Linked DNA regions of Mus musculus: region 2 is linked to region 1. Evidence: chromatin loops called from intact Hi-C (ENCODE). Cell type or tissue: heart. All regions are shown on one strand.

Region 1 (8,000 bases):
GTACTTGAAAGACAAAATAGGCTTGGGACTAATTTTTTTTTTTTTGGTGCACAAACACTTTTATTTATTTATTTATTTACTTATTTATTACATGTAAGTACACTGTAGCTGTCTTCAGACGTACCAGAAGAGGGCATAAGATCTCATTATGGGTGGTTGTGAGCCACCATGTGGTTGCTGGGATTTGAACTCCGGACCTTCTGAAGACCAGTCGGGTGCTCTTACCCACTGAGCCATCTCACCAGTCCCCTGGCTTGGGACTAATTAATGATCAAAGAAGACATTCATTTTAGGTTAGGTCCGAGTCCCTGGATCATGTGATCCAAGAATGTGGTCCCATGTTTAAATAATTATACTATGAGTATAAGAGTAGAGAATAGGTAATTAGCCAGTTTAGCTGAACAGCACTTCAAAAATAATATGGAAGATAGATTACCTGTTTCTTTTGTTTGTTTGGTTGGTTTTGGTTTTTTGAGTCAGGGTTTCTCTGTGTAGCCCTGGCTGTCCTGGAACTCACTTGGTAGACCAGGCTGGCCTCGAACTCAGAAATCTGCCTGCCTCTGCCTCCCAAGTGCTGGGATTAAAGGCATGTGCCACCACACCCGGCTGAACTTCCCTTTCTGGACATTCAGCAGGAACACTAAGTTTTAAAGCTCTTCTAGAGAACCTGGGTTCATTTGCAAGCACCCACATGGTCACTCAAAAACATCTGTAATGCTACCCAGTTCCAGGGAATTCCTAGCCAGCTGCCTCAGGCAGTATCTTAGTTAGTCTTTTATTTCTATGAACAGACACCATGGCCAAGGCAACTCTTATAAGGACAACATTTAACAGGGGCTGGTTTACAGTTTAGATCATTATCATCATGGTGGGAAGCATGGCAGCATCCAGGCAGACAGTGTTGGAGAAGGAGCTGAGAGTACTTACTACATACATCTTGATCCCAAAGCAGCCAGGAAAAGGCTCTCTTTGCACTGGGTGGAGCTTGAGCAGAGGACCTCAAAGCCCGCCCCCAGAGTGACACACTTCCTACCAGGTCACGCCTAGTCCAGCAGGGCCACACCTCCCAACAGTGCCACTTCCCATGGGCCAAGCACATTCAAACCATTACAGGCATCAGGTGCAAGCATGCATGGGGCGGGGGACATCACCTTCATTACGCTTTTAATTCTGTGACAAACACCATGACTAAAGCACCTTATAGAAGAAACCGTTTTTTCAGAAGGCTCGAGTCCATGAAAGCAGAGCACAGCACAGGGACAGGGACAGCTGAGAGCTCATGTCTGAGCTACAAACAAGAAGGGGGGAGAGAGAGAGAGAGAGAGAGAGAGAGAGAGAGAGAGAGAGAGAGAGAGAGAAAGACCAGAATGGTGAGAGTCTTTGTTTTGTTGTTGTTGTTGTTGTTGACATTGTTGTTGTTTTGAGACAGGGTCTCTCTAGGTCGCTTAGTCCTGGCTGTCTTGGAACTTACTATGTAGATCACGCTGACCTCAAATTCACAGAGATCCACCTGCCTCTGCCTCCTGAGTGGGATTAAAGGTGTGCGCCACCACAGCAGGCTGTGAGAACCCTCAAAGCCCTTCCTCTGTGTGACAGACCTCCTCCAACAAGGCTACACTTCCTAATCCTTCCCAAATAATCCCAGAAAGCAGGGGCCAGGTACTCAAACATAGGCATATATGAGGGCCATTCTCATCCAAATCACCACAGACATACACAGGCAAGATATCTGTACACCTAAACAGCCATGAAAATGAAAAATAACAAGAATGAATATCAATAGGGGCTGGAGAGATGGCCCAGCAGTTAAGATCTACTCTTCCAGAGGTCCTGAGTTCAATTCCCAGCAACCACATGGTGGCTCACAACCATCTGTAGTGGGATCTGATGCCCTCTTCTGGTGTTTCTGAAGACAGGGACAGTGTACTCACATACATAAAATAATAAATAAATCTAAAAAGTAAATACCAGCCAGGCGGTAATGGTACATGCCTTTAATCCCAGCACTTGGGAGGCAGAGGCAGGCAGATTTCTGAGTTCGAGGCCAGCCTGGTCTACAAAGTGAGTTCCAGGACCGCCAGGGCTATACAGAGAAACCCTGTCTTGAATAAATAAATAAATAAATAAATAAATAAATAAATAAATAAGTACCAATAGGGGCTGGAGTAACTCCACAATGGTTATAAGAACCAGGACAGGGGGCTGGAGAGATGGCTCAGCAGTTAAGAGCACTGACTGCTCTTCTGAAGGACCTGAGTTCAAATCCCAACAACCACATGGTGGCTCACAACCATCTGTAATGAGATCTGGCGCCTTCTTCTGGAATGTCTGAAGACAGCTACAGTGTACTTACATATAATAAATAAATAAACCTTTAAAAAAAAAAAACAGGACAGCTTTTGCAGAAGAGTGAAGTTTGATCACCAATGCCAGCCAGAGCAGTAGACTCACAGCCTCATATTAACGCCAGTTCCAGGAAATTAAACTCCCTTTGCTGGCCTCCGTGAGGAATTACACACCATAGTGCACATAAAATCCCTGTGCTTGATGGCACTTGGCACGAGGATCCAGAGTCAATTTCCAGATCCCAGTGGAGGTTCACAACTGTGTGACTGCAATTCCAGGGGATCCAAGCCCTCTTCTGGCTTCCACAGCCAACAGGAGAACACGGAGATGTGGATATACGTGCCGGCAAAACACCTACACACAGAAAATTAAATAAATAAACAAATAAATAAAAGGTAAAAATTTTAAGTAGTATTTTATACATTTTAGCTAGGCAAAGGACCACTGAGGTCCCAGCCTGATTGACATACTGAGTTTCAGGGCACAGTGCTCAACAAAGAGACAGTGTCTCAGTCAGGTGAGCATGGGGGTGTGGTGGCTCAGGAGGCCAAGGCAAGAAGATCAGAGACTGCAACACACAACAGACAAAATAAGAAAGGCCAGGTGAAAACGTTAACCTGCCATCCACACTGAAGAGATGCAGACAGGAGGATCGGAAGCTTGGGTTTTATTTGGGCTGCAAGGTGAATTTAAGGCCAGCCTGAACTACATGAGACTAAATTAAGTCAGGTATGATGACCCGGGCCTGTCATCTGCCCTGGGAGGCAGAGGCAAGGGGTCTCAGTGGATTTGAGGCCAGCCTGGTACATAATAACTTAGGTCAGCCTCAGCTACATAGAGACACACTGTGGAATGCAGAGGGTATGCCCAGCAGTCAGTAGTCTTGGGTTCCACCCAAAGGAAGCAGAAACTTCTGGTTTCTGTGGAAAGTTAGTTATGTCAAATGATGGTTTGCTGGGGCTCACAGGTGAGGGGATGTTTTGCTATAGCAGACACATGAAAGAATGGATGATAAAGGAGTATAAATATGACCCCACAGCCAGTGGGGCTCAAGCATTGATTTGCTTTGCTCTGCCTTGCTATCCTTGGCTAATGACACACATGTCTTGGTTCACCTTACATTGAGTTGTTGAGCCCTGCTTGTGATGATACCAAGGAGAAACTTGCCAAAGAATTAATTTCTTTCTTTCTTTCTTTCTTTCTTTCTTTCTTTCTTTCTCTCTTTCTTTCTTTCTTTCTTCCTTGTTTTTTGTTTTTGTTTTTGTTTTTTGAGACAGGGTTTCTCTGTATAGCTCTGGCTGTCCTGGAACTCACTCTGTAAACCAGGTGGCCTCGAACTCAGAGATCTGCCTGCCTCTGCCTCCCAAGTGCTGGAATTAAAGGCGTGCACCACCACGCCTGGCTGCCAAAGAATTTCTTATGCGGTTCCTGCAGCTTCTTGCAGCTTCTGTGGCCTCATGCCGGTTGGGGAGCCTTACAGTTTCTTCTGGATTGAACTGGCCTTGCTGGTTCTTGTGTAATGCTGGTCGAGAAGACTGGGCTGCAGCTGCTGATTCACATTTGGTGTTTCGATAAGGGACTGGACTACTGATATTCTAACAAGATTGGACATGCCTCCAAAGAACTGTTTCTAAACAGTTCTCGATGAAGAGGCAGGGGAATAGTTCAGGCCAGCCTGGGCTACCTGACACACCAAAACAACAAACAAAGCCATTGGGGTTACTTGAAGGCAGAAGAGCTTTTAACAGACCAATCTCACAGCACTGGGACTTCAGGAAATAGCACATTCCTCAGTGTGGCCAGCAGAGGGCAGTGCTTACCAGGCACAGAGGTGCAGCAGCCTGAGCTGGTGGACCTGGTCAGAGATTCAAGACTGTGTTATTAATCACACGGAATACCTTCACTTATCCATAAGCAGTCCTTCCACCTCCCCATCAAAAATCTATGTACCCTGCCAGGTGTGGTGGCACACGCCTTTAATCCCAGCACTCAGGAGGCAGAGGCAGGTGGGTTTCTGAGTTCGAGGCCAGCCTGGTCTACAAAGTGAGTTCCAGGATAGCCAGGGCTTCACAAAGAAACCCTGTCTCGACCCCCCCCCAAAAAAAACTAAATAAATAAATAAATAAAATCTATGTACCCAATCTATCCATCCACCCACCCTACCACCCACCCGTTCACCACCCACTCATCCACCCACCCATCCACCCACTCAACAACATACTAATAATCTACTGTATTCCAACTTTAGCAATGAGCAAAGATCAAGGAGACATTTAGAGAAAGAAGAAAGTTCTGAGAAAAGCAGGCAGGCAGACATGGGAACAAAGAGTTCAGAGAGGCTCAGGAATGGTGACAAAACTCAGACTCAAGCTTGTCCAGGATGGACAAGGTCCTGGGTTCAAGTTCAAGCAGAAAACAAACAAAACCAGCTCAGCCTGTGAAGGAGCAATGAGGGAGTGAGGGGGTGTGCAAGCTGATGAGATACACTGGCTAGCAGGGGCCACAGGAGCCACGGCCTCACAGGAGCTTCTCTGTGGGTGGGAGGTACTCAGCAAGTTTCAGGTCAGCCAGAGCAGCATAGTGAGCCCCTGTCTCAAAGCAAGAAAAACAAAGGAATTCCTAGAGGAGGGCTCACTCTGAAGAGATGTCTCAGCAGTTACGAACATTTGAAGCTTTTCCAGAGGACAGAGATTCAATTCCCAGTACCCACATGGTGGTTCACAACCATATATAACTCCAGATCCAGGGGATCCAAGTCCTTCTGACCACCATGGGCCCCAGACACACACAGATGTACATGCAGATAGAACACACATGCACATAAAATGAATAAATCGAAAAGAGAAAATAAAAAGCAGGTTGAATGTAACCATCTTCCCATTTAAAAAGTCCCTGATGCCTCTCGCCCCTGGAGAAAAAAAACCCCTGAGGTCCTCTGGTGTTTCCCTGGCCCAGGAGCCCCTTTAAGAGGGCGGGTGAGAATGAAGGAAGCCTCCCACAGAGAGCGTCTGGAGCTCTCCTTGGTGCTGAAATTCCTTTGGTCTGGCCACTGAAAGCATCCATCCCTCCCACCCTCAAGGAACTTGCTAATTCCTGTTTCCTAAGGATTCTCAGCGACAGCCCAAGATTTGCTGTGCATACGTGTACAAGTGTCCATGTGTGAAGGTCAGAGTTCAACCTTGGATCTGGTTCCTCACATCACATCTAGCTCTTGAACTCGTGGGTCAGACTTGGCTGGCTGGCTGGCCCCAGGGATTCCAGGAATCCTCCTGTCTCTGCCTCCTTAACTCTGAGATCGATTAAAAGTGTGCGCCACTATTTCTGGGCCTGTTGTGGGTTCTGAAGATCAAAACTCTGGCCCTCAAGCCTGCATGGTGGCCACTTTACCACCTGAGCCATGTCCCTAGCTCTCTGGGATTTGATTATTTAAAAAAAAAATTAAAGAAAAATCAGGTGTAGTGAGTGTTGCATGCCATTAATCCCAGCACTCCGAAGCAGATCTCTGTAAATTCAGGGCCAGCCTGATTTATGTAGTGAGTTCCAGGACAGTATAGCCCTGGCTGTCCTGGAACTTACTTTGTAGACCAAGTTGGCCTCGAACTCAGAAATCTGCCTGCCTCTGCCTCCCGAGTGCTGGGATTAAAGGCGTTCACCACCACACCTGGCAAACAAATACTTTAAAACAACTCTTCATTACATTTATTTATTTATTTATTTATGGTGTGCATGCTTGCTTGTGTGCGTGTGGAGGTCAGTGGGCATTTCCCAGAAGTTGGTTCTCTCCTATCCATTGCCAGGGTCTCAGCATGCCAGCATTGCCATTGATCAGACTCCAGCATGCCAGCAGCAGCTCTGCCGAAAGCATCTCTGTAGCCTTGGTTGGTTTTGTTCTGAGTAGGTTACATCAACTTGAGACAGCTAGAATCATCTTGGAAGATAGAGCATCGACTGGGTAAAGGCCCTAACCAGACTGATCCCTGGGCCATTTTCTTGGCCGAGGTCCAGTAGAGTGAACTGGCCACGGGGGCAAGCCATTCTGCAGTCCTCCTCCATTGCCTATGCCCAAGGTCCTGCCTGCCTTCAGGTTCCAGGCCTGAATTCTCTTGGTGATGCGCTACACCTGCAGGATGAAATATTGCTTCCACTCCCAGCACCTTTGCTCAGGGTATTTCAGGGTGGATTTTTAGTATGTTTATTTGTTTGTTTGTTTTGCTCTTTGTTTTGGGGTTTTTGTTGTTGTTGTTGTTGTTGTTGTTGTTGTTGTTGTTGTTTCTCAAGACAGGGTTTCTCCGTGTAGCCCTGGCTGTCCTGGAACTCACTCTGTAGACCAGGCTGGCTTTGAACTCAGAAATCTGCCTGCCTCTGCTTCCCAAGTGCTGGGATTAAAGGTGTGTGCCACCACTGCCCGGCATTAGTTTTTTGTTTGTTTATTTTGTTTTGTTTTTTAAAGAATTATTTACTTTATATATGTGAGTACACTATAGCTGTCTTCAGACACCCCAGAAGAGGGCATCAGATCCCATTACAGATGGTTGTGAGCCACCATGTGGTTTCTGGGAATTGAACTGAGGACCTCTGGAAGAGCAGTCAGTGCTCTTAACTTCTGAGCCATCTACACACACACACACACACACACACACACACTTTTTTTTCAAGACAGAGTCTCTGTGTAGCCCTGGTAATCTTGGAGCTTGCTCTGTAGACTAGGCTGACCTTGAACTCACAGAGATCAGCCTGCCTGTCTCCAGAGTGCTGGGATTAAAGGCGTGTGCCATCACTCCTGGCCTATTTTCTGTTCTTTAAACAGTTTATTTACTCTGTATGTCTGTGTTTGTGTGTGCCTGCAGGTGTATATATGGGTGGGTAGGGCATGGAAGTCAGAGGATAGCCTAGGCTGTGATCCCCAGAGGATAGCCTCGGCTGTGTTCTTCAGGACTGCTGCCTACTCCTTTTGAGCCAGTTTCTCCTAGCCTGGAACTCATTAATTAGACTAGGCTGGCTCCTGTCTGTGCTTTTCCAGTTCCTGAATTCCAGGGGCCACCACCCCAGGGCTGGCACCAGGGCATGCCACCACCCTAGGCCTGACACTTGTGTGTGGGCACCAGAACTAAAATAGGATTCTTGTCTTTGAAGGCAAACTCCTCACCAACTGAGCCATTCCTCTGGCCCTTTTCTTTGTTTATGAAAGTATATGTGTCCAATGTGTATGGAGGTCTGAGCTTGAAGTCCTGCATCTCCATCTCTCTCCACCTTAGACATGGACATGAGGTCCCTCTTTTAAAAAAAAGAAAGAAAGAAAAGAAGAGAAGAGAAGAGGAGAGAAGAGAAGAGAAGAGAAGAGAAGAGAAGAGAAAAGAAAAGAAAAGAAAAGAAAAGAAAAGAAAAGAAAAGAAAAGAAAAAAGATGTATTATATATATGAGTGTTCTATCTCCTGCACGACAGAAGAGGGCAGCAGATACCCTTGTTGATGGTTGTGAGCCACTATGTGGTTGCTGGGAATTGAACTCAGCAACTCTGGAAGAGCAGCAAGTGCTCTTTATAGATCTTCTCAGTCATCTCTTAACTGCTCTGCCTCCACCTCCCAGTGCAGTGGTGGGTGAGAGGCTAGTTCACCACACCCCGTTTATGAGAGTTGTTCCGGCGATGCAGCTCA
Region 2 (8,000 bases), 51 kb after region 1:
TGGGTCCCCTGGCATCTGTGTATAAGAGAGTCACATGATCAGTGACAGTATTTTATAGAGATTTGATGGAGATTTATAAATTTCATAGACTTGACTGCATTTATTTTTAGATTGTATAATGCACAGTGAACTTTAAAGAAAAGGAAAGAAAAGTGAGGAGGAAAAATACTTTTATTTATTCAAATGCACAAAAACGAAAAAAAAAAAAATGGCACTGGCCAGGGACCCTGCAGGAGTGTGGCCCAGATGTGCTGGGCTGCCCAGGGCCTCTGGTCACTATGGGCATCGCCTGCCTATGTCTAGGAGTTGCTTCCTGGTCCTGGGGATAGGTGCACTGGGAGTGACCACAGAGGTCAGGGCTGACTTGATTTTTCTGAGATGGTCCTGACTGCCCTCAATGTTGCTCACTTCCAGTCGTGGGTTGGTGGGCTGAGGGGAGAGGCCATGTTGCCCCACCCCCACCCCCACCTACTTCCCAAAGTAGTTGTGAAGACGGTGCTGGTGTCTCCCACTCCCTTCCCACCCCGCGATGGTGCTCATGTTCGGCAGGCCTGTTCCTGTGCACCACAGCTAACTAAGGTGCTGCAGAGCAGGATAGCCGAAACAAAAGCTAGCAAATCCCAGGCCTGGAACAAAACCCCGAGTGAACACTGTACACACCGCCCGCACGCCATCCTGGCAGCTGCTGCTCCAGCAGCCATTGCCTCCACCTTACTTGAGTGTTAGGGGACAGACACAGCATGTTCATGGCCCAGTGGGCCACAGGTGCTCTGGGTACAACTGCAAGTCCTTTCCTGAGCCCATAAGAAACAGGAACCCACAGTAAACTGACCATGGTGCATAGTGGCCCCAGGTACCCTGTGACTGATGGGCCTAGTACAGGGTAAGGCTGCCTCAGTCATCCTTGCCACTCCAATCCAAGGTTGCTGCAGGGCTTTGAGCTCAGGAACTGATAGAAAGCCCTACAGACTGGGACCACCACTCCCACACTAGCCCAGACGGGACACACCTCCCAGTTCCCACCCTCAACCTACACAGCTTTTTTGACAGCCTGGCCTGTTTGTTTGTAACTTGATGCAGCATCGCTCTGTCTTGTGATGACCTCTGTACTTAAAGGGTGCATTGTTCTCTTCCCTTGGTTCCCCCAAGGCATCTCACACATTGTTGCTGCCTTTAGACACAGTATAATAAATAAAGCCGTTTTCACTTGAGCCAGTTCTCAGTGCCAGTTTTTCTTTGCCTGTTTATTGCTGTCCAACCTGGACTGGAAGAGCAGAGTGCCTATCTGTCTCTTGTGAGGCTGACAGTGACTCTGAAGGATTCCCGCTTTGGGAGGACCCAGTCTCACTTAAGAATCCAATCCTGACTGAGTCAAAGCCCCTTGACACAAAGCTGTGTCAAAGCTTGCCTGTTTTGTTCTCTGTCCCAGATGCTCTGGAACTGCCTGTGTCCTACCCTCCTCTTCCCGCTGCCTCCCAAGTGCACACAGCCTGTTTAGAAAGCCAGGATTTAGGTGTCCCTTACAACTTGGGCAGAACACACCTTTCCCCATCAGGGTTACCTACAACTCCCACTTATATGAGTACCACTCCCCAAAACCCAAGGATGGATCCACATCTCCACAGTGAGGGTGTCCAACCAGGGTTCAGGCACACTGCGAGCCAGAGGCTTGTCCCCCCAAGTCCTGCCTACACCTATACTGTGTGTGCCACCAGCCCAGCTTGCCTGTTTTGTTCTCTGTCCCAGATGCTCTGGAACTGCCTGTGTCCCACCCTCCTCTTCCCCCTGCCTCCCAAGTGCCCACAGCCTGTGTCCCACCCTCCTCTTCTCCACTCATTCCGACATGGCTCAGAAAAGAGGTACCTTTATTAAAGAGCAGGCTGAGCACTGAGGCCAGCACCCATGCCCTGCTCTATCAGCAGGAGGGGGGGGGGGGGTTCACAGCTTCATCTAGCATTATACATTCATCTGGCAATGGATAGGGGAGCTGTGCCAGGCTCGGTCCCTGGATGTGGACACTCAAGGGGTGCTGGCAGGGAGATGGCATGGAGAACGAGGACCACAGACCCTGCCCACCTCCTCTGGACCTTTTGAACAGATGTATTAAAACCTATATTAAAAAAAAAAAAACTTCCCAGGGTAGCCAGGGGCCCAGAGAGGGTCAGTCCAACACATTTAACTGGGAGCCAATACAAGTAGTCCGCCCATCCTTAGGCAGGCTATTCAGCTGGAACCTGGCCTCCTCGGAGATGCCAAACTGCTCCAGGGGGTCCTGTGGAGGGCACGGTGGCTGTGAGCAAGGCCAGGGAAAGCTGTCCCATCCCTGACCGCCCCACATACCTTGCCAGTCATCTTCCTGATCTCATTCCTGTAGAAGATGAGGCTCTGTCGCATGTATTCGTAGCTGGAGGAAAGGATTGGGCTCACTGTTCACATTCCCCCATGTTTCCACCCAGCTCCCATCAGTCCCTAAAGCCCCACCTGGCCCGCTGCAGAGCTTCCATCCAGTCCTGACACTGCTCTTGGCTACAGCATTCAAAGTGATATTTCCTGCTGAGGTCTTCGACGAAGCCTGGAAAGGGATAAAGGATAAGAGCCACCTCTGGTCAGTGTCCAGTTGGTCTACATCCTGTTGGCCACAAGTCCCAGCTTCCTCTCACCAGGATTTCAAACTACACCTCTTATTCTAACACCAAGTCATCTTCTGCCTGTCTCATGCTGGCTTTGTCCTCCAGAATCCTGACCCCTGAACCCACAAATAGGGGACTCACTGGGAAGTTGGGTTATTGGGAATGGAAGTGGCTAATAGAAGGTCATTAGGTTAGACCCTAAACTGAATGGCAATAGAACATGGGTGATGAAGCCCCAGCATCCGTGTCGGAGAGCAGAACGAATACACCTGTAATGTCAGTGTTCAAGAAAGACTCATGAAAGAGACAGAAGGGTTCGTAGGGCTTGCTGGCCAGTCAGTATAACTTAAAAGTAAGCCCCAGGTGGGACCCTACTGCCAAGCCCAATGACCAGCGTTTTATGCTGGAGACCTACATAGTGGAAGATGAGAACCAACTACTCAAGTTTCCCTCTGGCCTTACTGGCATACTCACACCCCAAAACACGTGTGCACTCGTGCAAGAAGGAGAAAAGAGGGGTACAGATAAAGAACCCCACTGGATAATATAGGTAGACATGATGCCCAAATCTCTACAAGATACTGTAAAGTTCTCGTTAGGGAAGAAGGCTGAGACAGGCCTTAAAGCCTGCCCGTACCCTACCCGTGGCAGAGAGGGCGGCAGAGACTGTTCCTGCTATACACCCCACGTTCGCAGACTGCACCTCTCTCAGTTGGGAACGGGCAGAGGGGTCGGAGAAGAAACTAAGCGAGAACCAGACCCAGTGGGCACTCTGAGTGATAGCTGGGCCAGTCCTGGGCCACCAGCGGACGCGGGATCCAGGACAAACGTAGGCTCCTAAGGGAGTAAAAAGGATCGGGTGTGCGGAGCAGAGTCCGGGATGGAAACTTACTGATGGAGAAGCCGCCCGGTTCTTCCTGGGCCACTCTGCAGCGCTCCAGCAACAGGGCTCCGAGGGGCTGCGCGAGACACGGCCATGAGCGCCGGCCTCCGGGCCGCGCGGGTCCCCCGCGCCCCCCACGCCCCTACCTCGGCCTCGTCCGGGCGGAAGTAAAAGAGGAAGTTGACCACCAGCTTCACCAGTCGCCGCTTGGCCACTGTAGGCACAGGGCGGTGTCAGCGCGGAACTGTTCTCATTCGCCCACCCAGGAACCGCGCCGGCCCGCCCAAGTGCCCCAGCCGCAGCCCCGACTGGCTCACCGCTGCCCTTCTTGGGGCCCCGCATGCCCAGCTCGGCCGCCATCTCTGCCGGCTGTCGGGACAGCGCCTGCAACTCTTTCTCGTTGTACCGCATCCCGCCGCACGGATCCGCGCGAACCAACACGCGCCCTGCCTCTCGGCCGCCGTCCTCCCCGAAGCCGCAGCCAGCGCCACAAAAGTCTCAGAGAGCGATCTCGGAAGTCCCAACCCGGTTACTGCGCCTGCGCGTTGTTGGGCTGGTTGCGCGGCCCTAATTTATGGGTCTGCGCGGTTGAACAGAGTCAGACGGGAAGGAGATGGCCCGTCCTTAAATAACCGCCAGACATACTAAGCGTGAGGTGTAAGTTAGACTCAGAGCACTCCACGATGAGCGAAGCGCCTTCCTGGGCCGGTGAACCCTAACGCTTTCCTCTTGTCACGATAGCCGGCGCCGCTAGACTTAGGGCGGAGCGAAACTGTGCGGTCGCTGCAGTGAGCACGCGCACTCTGCGCCCCGACGCTCCTTTCTCTCCCGCCTACCGAAGACGGAAGTCCATCCGCTGGGCCTGCGCACACACGAAACGCCGACGCCTTTGCTCCCGGAAGGGATCGCTTCGTCGGTCGTGCGCACGCGCGCGGCGAAACCGCGGCCTTGGCGGAGATTAAACCCGGATAGCGAGGCCTTAGCGTTGGTGAGGAGCTGCACAGTTTGTCGGTGGCGGCTGCTCCGTCGGGGAGGCTTGAAGGTGGGAGCGAAAGCCCGGGGGCGGGACGGGGAGAGGCAGCGGCCGCCCTCTTGCCTCAGGATCGGCGCGCGCCCGCCGGGAGAGCGCGCTCTCGCGAGGCCCGTTGGGTCGCCGCGTGATTGCTGGCTTGGGTGGCGCTTCTGTGGCCTCCAGGGTGGTTCGGGGTGTCCGAGTGGCGTCTCGGCGTGTATTTTGACCTCCTTGGTTGTTTCCGTTTCCACCTTCGTTAATCGGGGCCCTGGCGACCACTGCTCCTGTCCACCGGAGCAGGTCCCTTGCTGGGATTGAAAGATAACGGTATCTGCACATAAAAGGGATTTGTCCTGGGACCAGGCCTCCTCCCAGACCATTACCTTAACATATACCACGTCTCTGTCCTTATTGATCGTTCATCGGTAATCTTACGGTAGTCCGTGAGGTTGCGCATCTCCCGTCCCTGCGTCCTGGCCTCCTGTCCCAAGTTTCACGTGTGAGCCCCTCCAGTCATCGGCACAACTTTTCATTTATTTCAGACAGGGTCTCACTGCTTAACTGGGGCTGACCTGCAACTCGGTGTGGAAACTTGGCCGATTTCCAGTTCACAGACATTGCCATGCCTCTGCCTTCTCTCGCATAGTGGGACTTACAGCATGAGCCACCACACTTGGCTGTTTTGATTGGTTTTAAGGAATCGAGGGTTTATTTTGGCTGATGGTATGAAGGTGCGGTCTGCCGTGGTGGTCGTGTTGCAGCAGTAGTCAGCAAGCAGATAAATGCCCTTCCCCGCGTTTTTAAAGATTTTGTTTTAATGTGTCTGTGTGGAGCTTTGTGTGTGAGTGGGGTACCCATAGGGTCCAGAAAGGGATATCAGAGTCCCTGGAGCCTACCGCCACCCTTTTTTCTTTTATCTGAGATAGGATCTCACTGCACAGCCCGGTTTGGTCTCTAACACTAACCTAACCATCTTCCTACCTTGGATAAAGAAATGGGATGAGAAGTGTACACCACCACGCCCTACGTTTTCTGTGTTTCCTGGGGTTGGGAACTGTTGGTGGGCGTTTGCAGAGCTTGGTGCCCCATCCACAGAGCAAGCAGTGTGCTCACCCAGGCCCCAGTTTTGTTTTGCTTTTCTAAGATTTATTTATTTATAATGAGTACACTGTAGCTGTCTTTAGATACACACCAGAAGAGGGCATCGGGTTCCATTACAGATGTTTGTGAACCACCACATCATTGCTGGGATTTGAACTCAGGACCTCTGGAGGAGCAGTCAGTGCTCTTAACCGCTGAGCCACTTCTCCAGCCTGCCCAGGCCAGTTTTGTCCTAGTGTTTGTTTTCCCTCCAAAGCTCATGAACTAACTGCATTTTTGCAGTGGGTACCCATACACATTCAACCTCAAACATGTACCCCTAGGGGACCTTATGCATGATGGACAAGTGTTCCACCCTTGAGGTGCACCCTCACATCTGTGGCTGGATACCCAGGCTCCCTGCAGAGGCCAGGTATAGAGTCCTATGTTCTTGAAAGTTGTCTTTGCCAGCGGTTGAAGTGGTTTTCCATCCTGCTGTTGCGGGTGCCCTCTTGCTCTGAGAAGCCCATGCTGCCACCCTTAGACTCTGCTCTTGCATCTGGCCAACTTCATCTCTGGGAATGTGTCTCTTAGTAGCTTTCAAAGATGTAGACAATGCTCTTTTCAGTCCTTAAGTGGCTGAGTATGAAACATCCGACAAGCTGGTTCTGCCCCACCACTTCCATATACATCTTTCAGCCATTCTCTCGGCATCTAGAGCATCTTGTATCCTTTGCATTCTAGCCTCTTTCTCTTTGACAGCCAGTGGTATCAGTGTCCTGTCTGTCCCAGACACACTCTGTGGTGACACTGAGGTAACTAGGTACCTGGCCCTCAAGGTTCTTAAGTCAAATTTGCAGGAGGCTCCAGCAATATTAACAAGGACTGCCTCCACTTGTTTCCTGAGTACTGTCTCTGAATTTACCTATAGGTTTAAACCAAGGGCTGGGGCTGACACTGAGTAGTCTAAAGTGTTCTGTCATCAGATGACACTGCCTATAGGCTTTGGTTGAGCCTCAAAGATGGGACCCTTGGTACCAAGCACTCCATATGCCATGTGTCAGGTGGAGGAGGGCGTGTCCTTTAATGCCTGCAAAGGCAGGCACACAGGCCAGCCTGATCTATGTAGAGAGTAACCATGACTACATAGAGAATCCTCTCTTAATAATAATAATAATAATGAGAAAAATTAACAACAACACCGGGGAGAGGTGGCTCAACTGTGGTCACAGCTCTTAGGAGGATCAGGAGTTCAGCGAAGGGAATGACCTGCCTGCTGGGCTACCTCGTCCTAGCATCATGTACAGTGTTCTGAGCCTTAGCTGTCCTTACTCCCCCAGGTTTCTTCCTGTCCCCTGAAGCACCCAGGCCTGCATCATGGACTTTCAGCACAGACCTGGAGGCAAGACTGGGAGTGGGGGCGTAGCCTCCTCCTCTGAGAGCAACCGGGATCGGAGAGAGCGTCTGCGCCAATTGGCCCTGGAAACCATTGACATCAACAAGGTCGGGGGGAGGGGGTGCCAGTTCCCACATCCACAGAGCTCTCACATGCCTCAGTCCTTGGTTCATGCAGTCTAACGGTACATTTATTCACTCCCAGGACCCGTATTTTATGAAGAACCACTTGGGATCCTATGAGTGCAAACTCTGCCTGACTCTGCATAACAATGAGGTATCTGCCCCTGCTTTTTCTCCACTGTTATACTCGAGTGAGGTGACATTGGTAGGCCTTGGACCTGCCACCCAGAGCCAGCCCACTCACTCAGTATTGGTCTGGTCTCATTGACTTCTTTTTTTTCTCAATTCTGGGGATCAGAGCTCAGCCTAGGGCTTAGCATGCCAGGTAAGCAGTGAGCTTTATCTAGGTCAGCCCTTGAGGCAGGGTCTCACTGTGGAGGGCTGGCTGGCCCCGTGTACTCCTGATGCTCCTGCCTGTGTCCCAGGCTGTCCTCTAACATAACCGCACAGGTTGGCTGGACACCAGCTATCCTTTATCCTTTTGCTTTGACTGTGTGCTCTGGGAATGACCTTACAAATAGTAATGGATACCAGCCATCAGCAGAGTCACTTCTGCATTTTGGGGCTAAAGGGAGGGGGTGTGGCTATTGTCCCTTTTTCTGGAGGGGCAAGGACACTGGGAGTTCCCACCCCTCCTTTCCCACCCCTCTTGCTGGAGGACCAGACTGATCAGGCATGGATGGAACAGGTCTGGCCGGGTTGACAGTGGGGTGGTGATGAGCAGTGTTCTAGGTTCCAGGCCTCTGTTGGAAGCTCCTCCGGACAGCTGCCTATTCCCACTGGTGGACTCAGCACTACAGACTTTTGCAGTGAATGCTGCTCTAAACTGCAGAGGAATTTCTGGGGAGGGATGGGTGCAGAGGCTAGTCACAGGTCT

The links. Hi-C counts contacts between places; a loop is a spot of excess contacts. Peaks named below come from ENCODE experiments on the same cell type or tissue, not always from the same donor. Only the 100,000 strongest peaks of a DNase experiment are listed, where the experiment ranks them.
Region 2: a loop joins it to region 1, with 2.4 times the contacts of the local background. A loop is called at or near these places in 13 of 42 quality-filtered maps.

What each region holds. Positions count from the first base shown.
Region 1 is chr10:80,743,448-80,751,447 of GRCm38, forward strand. No RefSeq gene overlaps it. Among named protein-coding and RNA genes, the nearest start is that of Ap3d1, 5.2 kb to the left of the region's middle. In heart, CTCF peaks have their summits at 4,148 (motif pointing right) and 7,791 (motif pointing right); DNase peaks (open chromatin) are centred at 1,034, 4,184 and 6,318; H3K4me3 peaks cover 239 bases; H3K27ac peaks cover 229 bases.
Region 2 is chr10:80,794,251-80,802,250 of GRCm38, forward strand. It overlaps Dot1l (DOT1-like, histone H3 methyltransferase (S. cerevisiae)), which reads left to right. Exons shown (of 28, transcript NM_199322.2): 28 at 1-1,211. It overlaps Plekhj1 (pleckstrin homology domain containing, family J member 1), which reads right to left and starts at 4,376. Exons shown (of 6, transcript NM_023900.2): 1 at 3,831-4,376; 2 at 3,660-3,727; 3 at 3,523-3,589; 4 at 2,482-2,572; 5 at 2,341-2,404; 6 at 1,849-2,272. The coding sequence starts at 3,924. The coding sequence ends at 2,162. Sf3a2 (splicing factor 3a, subunit 2) reads left to right here and starts at 4,485. Exons shown (of 9, transcript NM_013651.4): 1 at 4,485-4,555; 2 at 6,946-7,108; 3 at 7,206-7,277. The coding sequence starts at 6,983. In heart, a CTCF peak has its summit at 3,945; DNase peaks (open chromatin) are centred at 831, 2,431, 4,111 and 4,341; H3K4me3 peaks cover 3,906 bases; H3K27ac peaks cover 2,649 bases.